Regions from separate parts of the Homo sapiens genome. Here regions 2 and 3 are each linked to region 1. Evidence: chromatin contacts called from ENCODE Hi-C or POLR2A ChIA-PET data. All regions are on one chromosome and are shown on one strand. The core of a region is the stretch at or near the end of the contact, and the rest is flanking DNA. Distances in the headings are between cores, read along the strand shown. Region 1 holds the start of SMARCAL1-AS1 (SMARCAL1 antisense RNA 1). Region 2 holds the start of CTDSP1 (CTD small phosphatase 1). Region 3 has its middle 23 kb from the start of RUFY4.

Evidence for each region. Hi-C counts contacts between places; a loop is a spot of excess contacts on that map. ChIA-PET counts read pairs that join two places held with the same protein, here RNA polymerase II (POLR2A). Pooled maps may share reads with other maps.
Region 2: a loop to region 1 is called in a map of gastrocnemius medialis, with 8 times the contacts of the local background. The contact joins the promoter of CTDSP1 here to the promoter of SMARCAL1-AS1 in region 1. A Hi-C loop is called at or near these places in 1 of 168 maps with a recorded cell type or tissue (gastrocnemius medialis) and 9 of 50 pooled maps. POLR2A ChIA-PET finds 5 or more read pairs at or near these places in 1 of 52 experiments (A549).
Region 3: a loop to region 1 is called in a pooled map, with 4 times the contacts of the local background. The contact joins the enhancer-like site here to the promoter of SMARCAL1-AS1 in region 1. A Hi-C loop is called at or near these places in 2 of 50 pooled maps. POLR2A ChIA-PET finds 5 or more read pairs at or near these places in 2 of 52 experiments (WTC11 and naive thymus-derived CD4-positive, alpha-beta T cell).

What each region holds. Positions count from the first base shown.
Region 1 is chr2:216,411,040-216,414,066 of GRCh38, reverse strand. It overlaps SMARCAL1-AS1 (SMARCAL1 antisense RNA 1), which reads left to right and starts at 1,567. Exons shown (of 5, transcript XR_001739881.1): 1 at 1,567-1,642. SMARCAL1 (SNF2 related chromatin remodeling annealing helicase 1) reads right to left here and starts at 1,583. Exons shown (of 18, transcript NM_014140.4): 1 at 1,419-1,583; 2 at 175-211. RefSeq lists enhancers at 1,474-1,563, 1,694-1,783, 1,527-1,821.
Region 2 is chr2:218,398,407-218,401,433 of GRCh38, reverse strand. CTDSP1 (CTD small phosphatase 1) reads right to left here and starts at 1,566. Exons shown (of 7, transcript NM_021198.3): 1 at 1,277-1,566. The coding sequence starts at 1,343. RefSeq lists silencers at 1,119-1,278, 1,439-1,518, 1,589-1,958, 2,649-2,918.
Region 3 is chr2:218,044,930-218,047,956 of GRCh38, reverse strand. It overlaps a transcript of RUFY4 not described here. Among named protein-coding and RNA genes, the nearest start is that of RUFY4, 23 kb to the left of the region's middle. RefSeq lists an enhancer at 1,958-2,459. Within about 2 kb of position 1,481, at least 2 of the 41 ENCODE cell types and tissues checked have a DNase peak (open chromatin) inside an H3K27ac peak, as active enhancers do.

The DNA.
Region 1 (3,027 bases), core at 318-2,817:
CTGCCAAAATGGTGAGTAACTCTTCTGATAACTCACATGGCCCAGCCAAGGTGAGTTATCAGAACCTAAGAAAGTTATGCATTGCAACGTAAATCCATCAGATAATGAGAAAGGTGACATTTTTAACCAGAAAGCATAATAGATTAGACTGAAATAGACCAACCAACCACATACCATGGCGTGACACTTGCTAACATAGTCTTTTTCCAACCTAGAAGAAGGAAAAAAGCATTAGCCTCCCATAGCCTGCACACTGAATTCTCCCCTCACATTCACCCCTTTTTATCATTCCTGGCAAATCAGTCTGCCTGTGGCTCAGTGCAAGCCAGAGCAGCTGGCCTTAGGACCTGACTTCCAACACAACACACGGAGCAACTGACTGACTCTCCTGGGAAAATAAGGAGCAGAAAAAAAAAAATTATGTGTTCACTGTGCAAATTAAGATGCTACATAAAGATGTAAACAAAAAAGAATAAAATTACTCTGTAATCTTACCAGCCATCAATAACCACAGTTGAAATTAATAATTTAGAGTATATAGTTCGGATTTTTTTTCATCCATAACAAAATGGCACATATTTAGGAGATATAAGAATTTATTATAAAGTAGGATCATTGTAAACATTCCATATTGCACCCTGATTATTTTTTTCCATGAATTTACCCGGAACATTTATTTTCCTATGAGCTGAGACATGTTTACAATATTTTAGAAGCAGCGGGCAGGACACACCAATTTGTCTGGCTTGGTTCAGACTAAATAGGCTGCATCTAATGTAATGCTGTGTAACGGTTACAATGATGATGTAGGGGTACTCCAGTAGCATTGCTTAGGCCTCTGGGCAGCTATAGGGTTCAAAGCCTTCCTTCCCTGCTGGGGCTCCCTTTGGCCAGAACCCAACCCCCCTCCCCCCTCCCCCACCACGAAGTATCTATCCCCAGAGAACTTCCACCTTCTCCAACCATTAGCAGTTAGGAAGGGGTGAAGAGGTTAGGAAAAGGTTTTGGAGGTGCACAGCAGAAGCCCTCAGTCTCTCTGGGTAACACACTCCTGCCTAAGTTTCCAACCAGGGATCTCCTGCACCTCCAAACTCCCCAGATCCCAGGCCTGGTAAGCTGTCTCCACTAACCAGAGAGACTCGGCCATAAGACCCACTGATCAGCCCCAAACCATAAATCCATTCCGCCACATGGACGCCCCTCTTCCCCTCTAGGCAGGGACCTCTGCCCCCCGCCCCCCACGCCCCGCATTTCGGGGCGAGCCTCACCCAGCCTCAAGGTAAGCGGGCGCCACGCCCCACTCCCACCCCTACGATCTCCACTTGGATTCACCCTTCCCATTGGCCCACTTCCTCCTCCAGGCTGGCATTGGTCTCGTCCGCCTCCGCCGCCTTCCTGCCAGTCTACCACTTTCTCACCCAGGGAGGCCTAGAACGCGAGCCACATTCGCCCCCGGCCCTGACCCCAGGCGCGACTGCAGAGCCTCCCGAGCGGGACCGGTCTTCCGAGTGGACGGTTAGGCCACGGGTATTCAAGCGCTGCGAGTTCGCCAGCCTTATTGTAGCGGCCAGGCCTGAAGGGCTAGGCCACCGCTGAACTACATTTCCCAGCAGGCAACGCGGCCGCAGTTTCGCTTCCAAAAGTAAGAATGATGAGACGAGAACGCGAGCGGGGCTGCAGTGTCTTCTGGGATTTGTAGTTCGGGCCGGGAGCCTGGCGAGAAACGGGAGCTGCAACGTCATGGGCGGGGCGAAAGTGGTGCACCCTGGAAGTTGTAGTTCTCCAGAGGTTTAGCCAAACACTAGGTCCTGAAAGCCTAGGACGTTGAGGTTTCCAAACCCGGAGTCGGCTGTCTCCAGAGGACATCCCAGACAGCCATACTAACTTGGCAGCTCTTAATAAAAAGTATCTCCCCGGGGCATCCATTCCTGGTATTGCTATACTTGCCATTTAAGCCCCACCCGCTGCGCCCGGCTGCCATCATCGTCATCATTGTAGTCATCAGTCATTGTGTTTAGCATAAATATGAGTTACCTCATTTAACCGCACTACAACCTATGGAACACATTCTTGTCCCCCTTTTACAGAGGGGGAAACTAAGACAGCTATTTGATAATATTTCTCAAGGCTTTATTAAGCTAGCTTGTGATTCTGATTCCATAGCCCCTCCTCTTGAGAGAAGATTAGTCATGAGACTTAAAGAGTCACTTTACCCCATCCTGAGCACCAACATCCTGAGCCATCCTGAGCACCATTGGTGATAAATATAACATTTCTCTATCAGTGTGCATATGAATGTTGCTATTGTTCTATTTTCAAACATGGCTCATTTAAAAACAAACAAGTCTACTAAAGGATTTGAAAAAATGGACCAGACATGCTAAGAAAAAGGAAGCACAGCAATGTGTGTAGTTTGATTTTTTTTTTTTTCATCCTTACCTGTACATGTATGTAAACTCATAAAGGTCTGGGAAGGAAACTTAAAAAGTCACCAAACTGTTCAGGAGCAGAGTGGCATGAAATACACTTTTCAGCTTTTTAATCTCTATTTTTCAGAATGATTTGAATTTTCTAAAATAATAATGTAGAATTTGTGTGACTTTTGAAACAATAAATAATCTCCCTTCTTCCTTCCTTCCTTTTTTTTTTTTTTTTTTTTTTTTTTTTTTTTTTTGAGACAGAGTCTCACTCTGTTGCCTAGACTGAGTGTGGTGGTGTAATCTTGGCTCACTTCAGCCTCTGACTCCTGGGTTCAAATGATTCTCCTGCCTCAGCCTCCCAAATAGCTGGGATTATGGGTGCATGCCGCCATGCCTGGCTGATTTTAGTAATTTTAGTAGAGACAGAGTTTTACCATGTTGGCCAGGCTGGTCTCAAACTCCTGACCTCAAGTGATCCACCTGCCTCAGCCTCCCAAAGTGCTGGGATTACAGGTGTGAGCCACTGCGCCCAGCCCATTTGTCTTAAATGACAAAGACATTGCCTGTCTTAGGGGATCTGTGTGAGGTTTAGTAGTAGAAAGTATTC
Region 2 (3,027 bases), core at 317-2,816, 2.0 Mb before region 1:
GCTCCTGACTTTCTCTGAAACGCCCCTGTCAGGGCTCCACAATCAACTGCAAGGCTCCTGCAGCTCCCAGACAAATAGGTCTAGCAGGTATTAAGGCGCCCACATAGGGAGTGCGTGGCCTGGAGAAGGAGGTCCTGGGGTGCTCTCTCCCTGCCTCTCACAGCCTCCATGACTGCTGCTGATCAGCCCCATTGCGGTGCCTCCTGACCCCACCTTACCTGAGCACCCCTGCTCAGGACAGCCAGGGCCTGGGACCCAGGGCAGTCCACCCCTGCCCTCCCTCCATCCTCTCCACCCCCGTGGGTACGAAGTCCTCACTGCGGCTGGGCCCAGAGGCAGGGGTGCAGTCCCGCGGCCTGGGGCCAGTGTCCAGTGGCCATCTGTTTGCCCTGCCCCGCCCAGACCTCCGACCTGGAGCCCAGCAGCCTGATTGACAGATACCCCTCCCACCCCACCCCCCTCCGGCCCCCTGCAACTAGCCTTTCCACCTTGCCCTCAGTTCCGGGGCAGCCAGACCCAGGCGAGGGTGGGCAGACCTGGGGGCAGCGTCCAGATCCTGAGGTCCACACGGGGAAAAGGAGAAGACAGACCCCCCCACCCCGGCCCAGCCACGCTGGGGGACGCAGCCTCGTCGGGGCGGCGAGGCTTTGCGGGGTGGTGCGTGCCCACTAGGCGCACGACTCTCCCCGCGGGCGCCAAGCGACTCTTGGAAGTGCCGGCCGTCCTCTCTGTGCCTCCGAGGGGGTCGGCGCCTCCACGCGTGACGCGAAGTTTGTGGGGAACGTAGCTGTGTGTTGGCGGGAGATCCCTCCAAGCCTCCCCAGCCTGCTGTCACCTCGGCGCCCCCTCCCAAGACCCTACCGGACCGCAGCCCGGGGGGGTGGGGGTGGGGGGTGGGGCGGAGTCTCAGCGGGTGGCCCATAGGCGCCCTCCTCAGCTCCCCCATCTCCCAGCCCCATTGGCGCCAATGGTGGGGGGGCGCCCATGCACCACGCAATGCCTGCCAGGAAACCCCCGAAGAGTTCCCTCTCTATTCCTGCCTCAGTTTCCTCACCTCGAGCGAACAGGAGCGCCCCAAAGGCGCCAGGCCCCGCCCCGCGTCTCTGAGCCTCCTCTGAGTTCAAACTCTCTCCCTGCTCCCTCTCGGGCTGGGAGCTTCGGGCACAGCTAAGGCGGCCGCCCGGGGCGGCGGCGGCGGCTCCCCTGGGGAAGATCCCGGCCCCTTCTCTCCTCCCACGGCGCCCCGGCTTCGGCCCCCTCCCCGCAGCCCCGGTACCTTTGCCCCGCAGCGGGCCCCGAGCCTCCTCCTTGCTGATCTGAGTAATGACGGCCGAGCTGTCCATGGGGCCGGGCGCGCTCCGCTCCGGCCGGACTCTGGCCCGGGCGCCCGGCCTCCCCCCCGGCTGGGGCCGGAATCGGGGCGCGGGGGGGAGGGGAGGGGTGGGAGGGAGGGATCCCCGCGAGCTCCGGAGGGGAGGGGAGCCAGGTTCTAGGGGGGAGGGGGAGGGAGGGGGCGCGGAGGAAACTTTGTTACAACATGGAGTTTCCTTCCCGCGAGGCGGATGCAAACATGGAACCCAGGCGCCGTTTCAAGGCTCCCCCTTAAAAGGGCAACGGCTTCGGCGTGACCTGGACTCGGCTGCGGCTTTCGCCACTTCTGGGACCGGCGCGGCTAGGCGGACTGGGAGGCGGGCCGGGCCGGGTTCCTGCCGCGCTCCAGGGGGCGTCGCCTCCCTTCCTGCCGCCCGCCGGCGGGGCTGAGTCTCTGCGGCTGCGTGGCAGGCCCGGCACCCGGCTCACCGTTCCAGGCCGCCGAGCGCCCTCGGCCAAGGCCCGCCCGCCGGGAGCGCCCACGCCGGGGAGTGCCCGAGTGCGGCGCGGCTCCACCTCTGCGTTTTCTGAAGACCCGGGACTAGAGGCTTCTCGGTTTCCTCGTTGAGGACTTGGAGATAGCACTACCTCATCTGTAAAATGGGTCTTCTCTCCTGTCTGGTGGTCGCAGAGATCACCTCGCAAGGACGTCAAGAGCCAGCGAAGGCTCTGCTGGCCCGAAACAGCTGTGCAAACCTCAGAATCACGCTCTTGAATGGGACGGTCGCCGCCCCCCGCAGCCCCAGGGCGAGGTGCCCCCGGTCTGTAGGACGTGAAATTCTAACTCTCTGCCCTGGGAAAGCCCCCTGCCGACCTCTCCCCACGGCCCCACCCGGGGCCCCGCACGTCTACCCGCCGCGCACGGGCCACCGCGCGTTCCCGCCTGAAGTTTTCGTACGCGCTGTTCCTTTCGCGTAGCCAAATTCCACCGACCTCGAGGAAATGCCACCTTCTCCAGGGGCCTTCCCAGACCCCCTCCCCTGCCCGCGGTCGACGGCCGCCCTGTGATTACTGGGGGTGCGGTGGGAGTCACTGGACTCGCTGCCGATCCTAGGAGCCCAGCACGGCGCCGCACGCGGTGGGCCCAAAGCCCGACCGTGGGGGACCTCAAACCAGAGGCCCTCAAGGCCCGTTCCACCCGGCCTGTGGCGCAGTGCTGGGCACTTGGGAACGGAGGTCCCTGTCTTCTCGCTGCAAGCCCCTCCGTGGTGCGCGCCGTGGGTCTGCGGGTTGGTCTTTTTCCTCGTTTATGAAGTTCTTTTCACTCGTCGTTACTATTTTGTAAGTTCACCATTTAAAAATTAATAATGCCAAGCCCGACAAACACCCCTCGGCACTTCCTCCCCTCCCCCTCTCCCGCGGGCCTCCGTGGCGGGGCGGGGCGGGCGCGTCCTGTCCCGTCCGGCCGCCGGGTGCGACGCGGCGCACGTCCGCCAGGCCCTGCCGAGGGGGAGCCGGGGAGGGGAGGCCCCGCGCGGGGGCCGGGAGGGGAAGGGAGGGGAGCGGCGTCTGCCAGAAGGCGCGGCGGCTTCGTGCGCTGAGGCTGGGAGTAGGGGCGGGAGGGGACTGTCGGGGACTGATACCCCGGTCCCCGGGCTGGATCCCTCGGCCCTCCTCCTGCTCCTGGGTAGCCCACGGGGCGGCCACCATTGCGCT
Region 3 (3,027 bases), core at 232-2,731, 1.6 Mb before region 1:
CATCAGAAGTAGCCAGAAGACTTAAAATTTATAACTGGGAACTTTCCAATAGGATAGACTTATAGATTAAAATTAAATATGAAAATATACATATAAATTAAGTATCTAGATCATTTCCGTATGAGATAAACTACTAAAATTATTAATCACTAAATAAACGTAAGTTTAAGCTTATGTACTTTAGGCTCGTTATTAAAGAGGAACTAGAGATAATTGGGTGCACTGGTAAGCATATCCTGTGCTATGGGGAAATAGGATTTAGGCCAATGAAACCACGTACATCCTAATTTTCGCTAGATATTAAGGCTACTAAGGGTAAAGAATTTTAATTAATACATGTAATTAAAACTACTAAAAACAAAGGATGAATGAAAACAACTGTACACAAATATGTATGTGAAAAATGTATTTTAAAAGTGAGATGTATTTTTAATAAGGAAAAGTATAAAATGTACGTGTTTTCCTTAAGAGAAAAAGAGAGTAATTTTGTCTTAAAGCAAGATGACTTATTGATCCGGAATAAAAAAGGAGAAAAAGACTAAGACAAAAAAAAATGAATAGATACAGAAAGTTGCAGAAGGTCTATGAAAGAAGAACTTTATTTGTGGTCATAGTACAAACATTAGATAGATTTTACTTGTAAGTTAAAAAAACTCGGTGATGTACTGGTGCAAAGTTAGAATTAGGTTTTCTCTCTGTTAAAAGGACACATTTTCTTGGAGTATTGGTCTCCCTGTGAATGTGAAAGGTTTTTTTTCCTTATCTGTTAAATAATTGGCCTAGAAACACAGATTTTGTGTTTAATCAAGGTAACTTTTTGTACTTCATGTTGTCTTTTTAAAAGCCTTTTATTATTGAAGAAAAGTGTAATCTTTTCAATACTAAAAGAGCTAAACTTTTTTTTTTTTTTTTTTTAACCACAATGAAACTTTTTGTGTTTGCCTTTGAAATCATTGTCACTTTGGTATTGTTTCACAGTGACCTGTGTACCTATTTAATCAAGTGTTTTAAACCTTTTGACATTTTTGACAGCTCCCCAAAATCACATTCTAAATCAAGTCTTTTGGACCTCAAATTAACATTGAGAGTTTCCAGAAGGGTCCCTGAAATATGTCAAAAGAATTAATTTTATCTCCTTGTAACAAGAGGGAAGTTAAACTAATTAGACTTATTTGATGTGTTAAATTGCATGAGAGGCACTGCCAAATAATAAGTGATGCTGAACTTTCTCTAAGTTATATTTGTCATTGATGAGTGTTCTAGAAATTGTATAAAATTCCTAGACGTCTCATATTTCCTGGTATAATGTTATCAGTTATAAAACTAATGATTGTCTTATAATGCTGTATTTTTAAGACTAACCAAATTTTCTTCCTGAAAGATTTTGAAAGCAGCTATGACACAGCATTGCAAGATATTCATAGAAAATGATTGCTTCAGCAACATGGATGGAACTGGAGAACGTTACATTAAGTGAAATAAGACAGGAACCGAAAGTTAAGCACTGCACTGTCTCACGCGTATGTGGAAGCTAAAAAAAGTTGAACTCATAGAAGTGAAAAGTAGAAGAGAGGTTACTAGAGGCTGGGAAGGGCAGGTGGCAGGGGGAGTAGTGAGAGACTACACTCTCCCTATACAATTACAGGATACACAATTAGACAGGAGGAATAAATTCTAGTGTCTCTAGCACTGTCCAATGACTATAGTTAACAATAGTATATATTTACAAATAGCTAGAAGAGAGGATATTGAATATTCCCAACACAAGCAAATGACAAATACTTGAGATGATGGATGTGCTAATTACCCTGATCTGATCACTATACATTATATACATCAAAACATCACTATGGGCTGGGCTCGGTGGCTCACGCCTGTAATCCCAGCACTTTGGGAGGCCGAGGCGGGCGGATCACGAGGTCAGGAGATCTAGAACATCTGGCTAACACGATGAAACCCTGTCTCTACTAAAAATACAAAAAAAATTAGCCGGGCGCCATGGCGGGAGCCTGTAGTCCCAGCTACTCGGGAGGCTGAGGCAGGAGAATGGCGCGAACCCCGGAGGCGGAGCTTGCAGTGAGCCGAGATTGCGCCACTGCACTCCAGCCTGGGCAACAGAGCGAGACTCCGCCTCAAAAAAAAAAAAAATCACTATGTACCCCATAAATATGTATCATTATTATGTACATATTTGCCAATTTTTAAAAAAGAAGGAGAAAAAAGACTGGTAAGTACAGGTGTCTGATAACTAAGATTATGCTATTGGACTGGGTAAGAAGTTCCAAAACTCTAAGAGAAAACTGATAGTTTCATGAAACTATTAACAAAATATCAAACAAAACAAAAGAGTTAATTAGATGAGGCTAAATTAACTGATGAGAATGATTATTCATTTTATTACTTTTTGTTAAAACGTTGGTTTTTTTAATGTATTGTTTTCTAGATTTAGGGAAATTTTTTTTCTTTTTTATGAGCTGTCAATAACTTACATTAATTTGATAAAATGTACTTTGTAAATAGAAAGGGAACATTTATCTTTTTCTTCCTACCTGATGGTTCCAGGATTTGGAAACTCTTCTTAAATATTCTTATATGCAATATGGGTATTTGCACTGGTTCAATAAAAATATACTCTGCTTGTAATAGGACATAAATGGGCAAGTTCTTTGCTTGACTTCTTGTCTAGAGAAGTTTTAAAAAGTCTAATCTGAGATTTCTCATGCAGTCAAATATCATATGAAAAAAGCTCAACATCAATGATCATTAGAGAAATGCAAACCAAAACCACAAAAAATAAGATACCACTTGGCACCAGTCAGAATGGCTACTATTAAAAAGTCAAAAAACAACAGATGCTGGCCAGGTTGGGGAGAAAAAGGAACACTTATACACTGTTAGTGGGAGTGTAAATTAGTTCAACCAATGTGGAAGACAGACAGTGTGGTAATTCCTCAAAGACCGAAAAACACAAATACAATTCTACCCAGCAATTCCATTACTGGGTATACACACAAAGGAATAGAAATC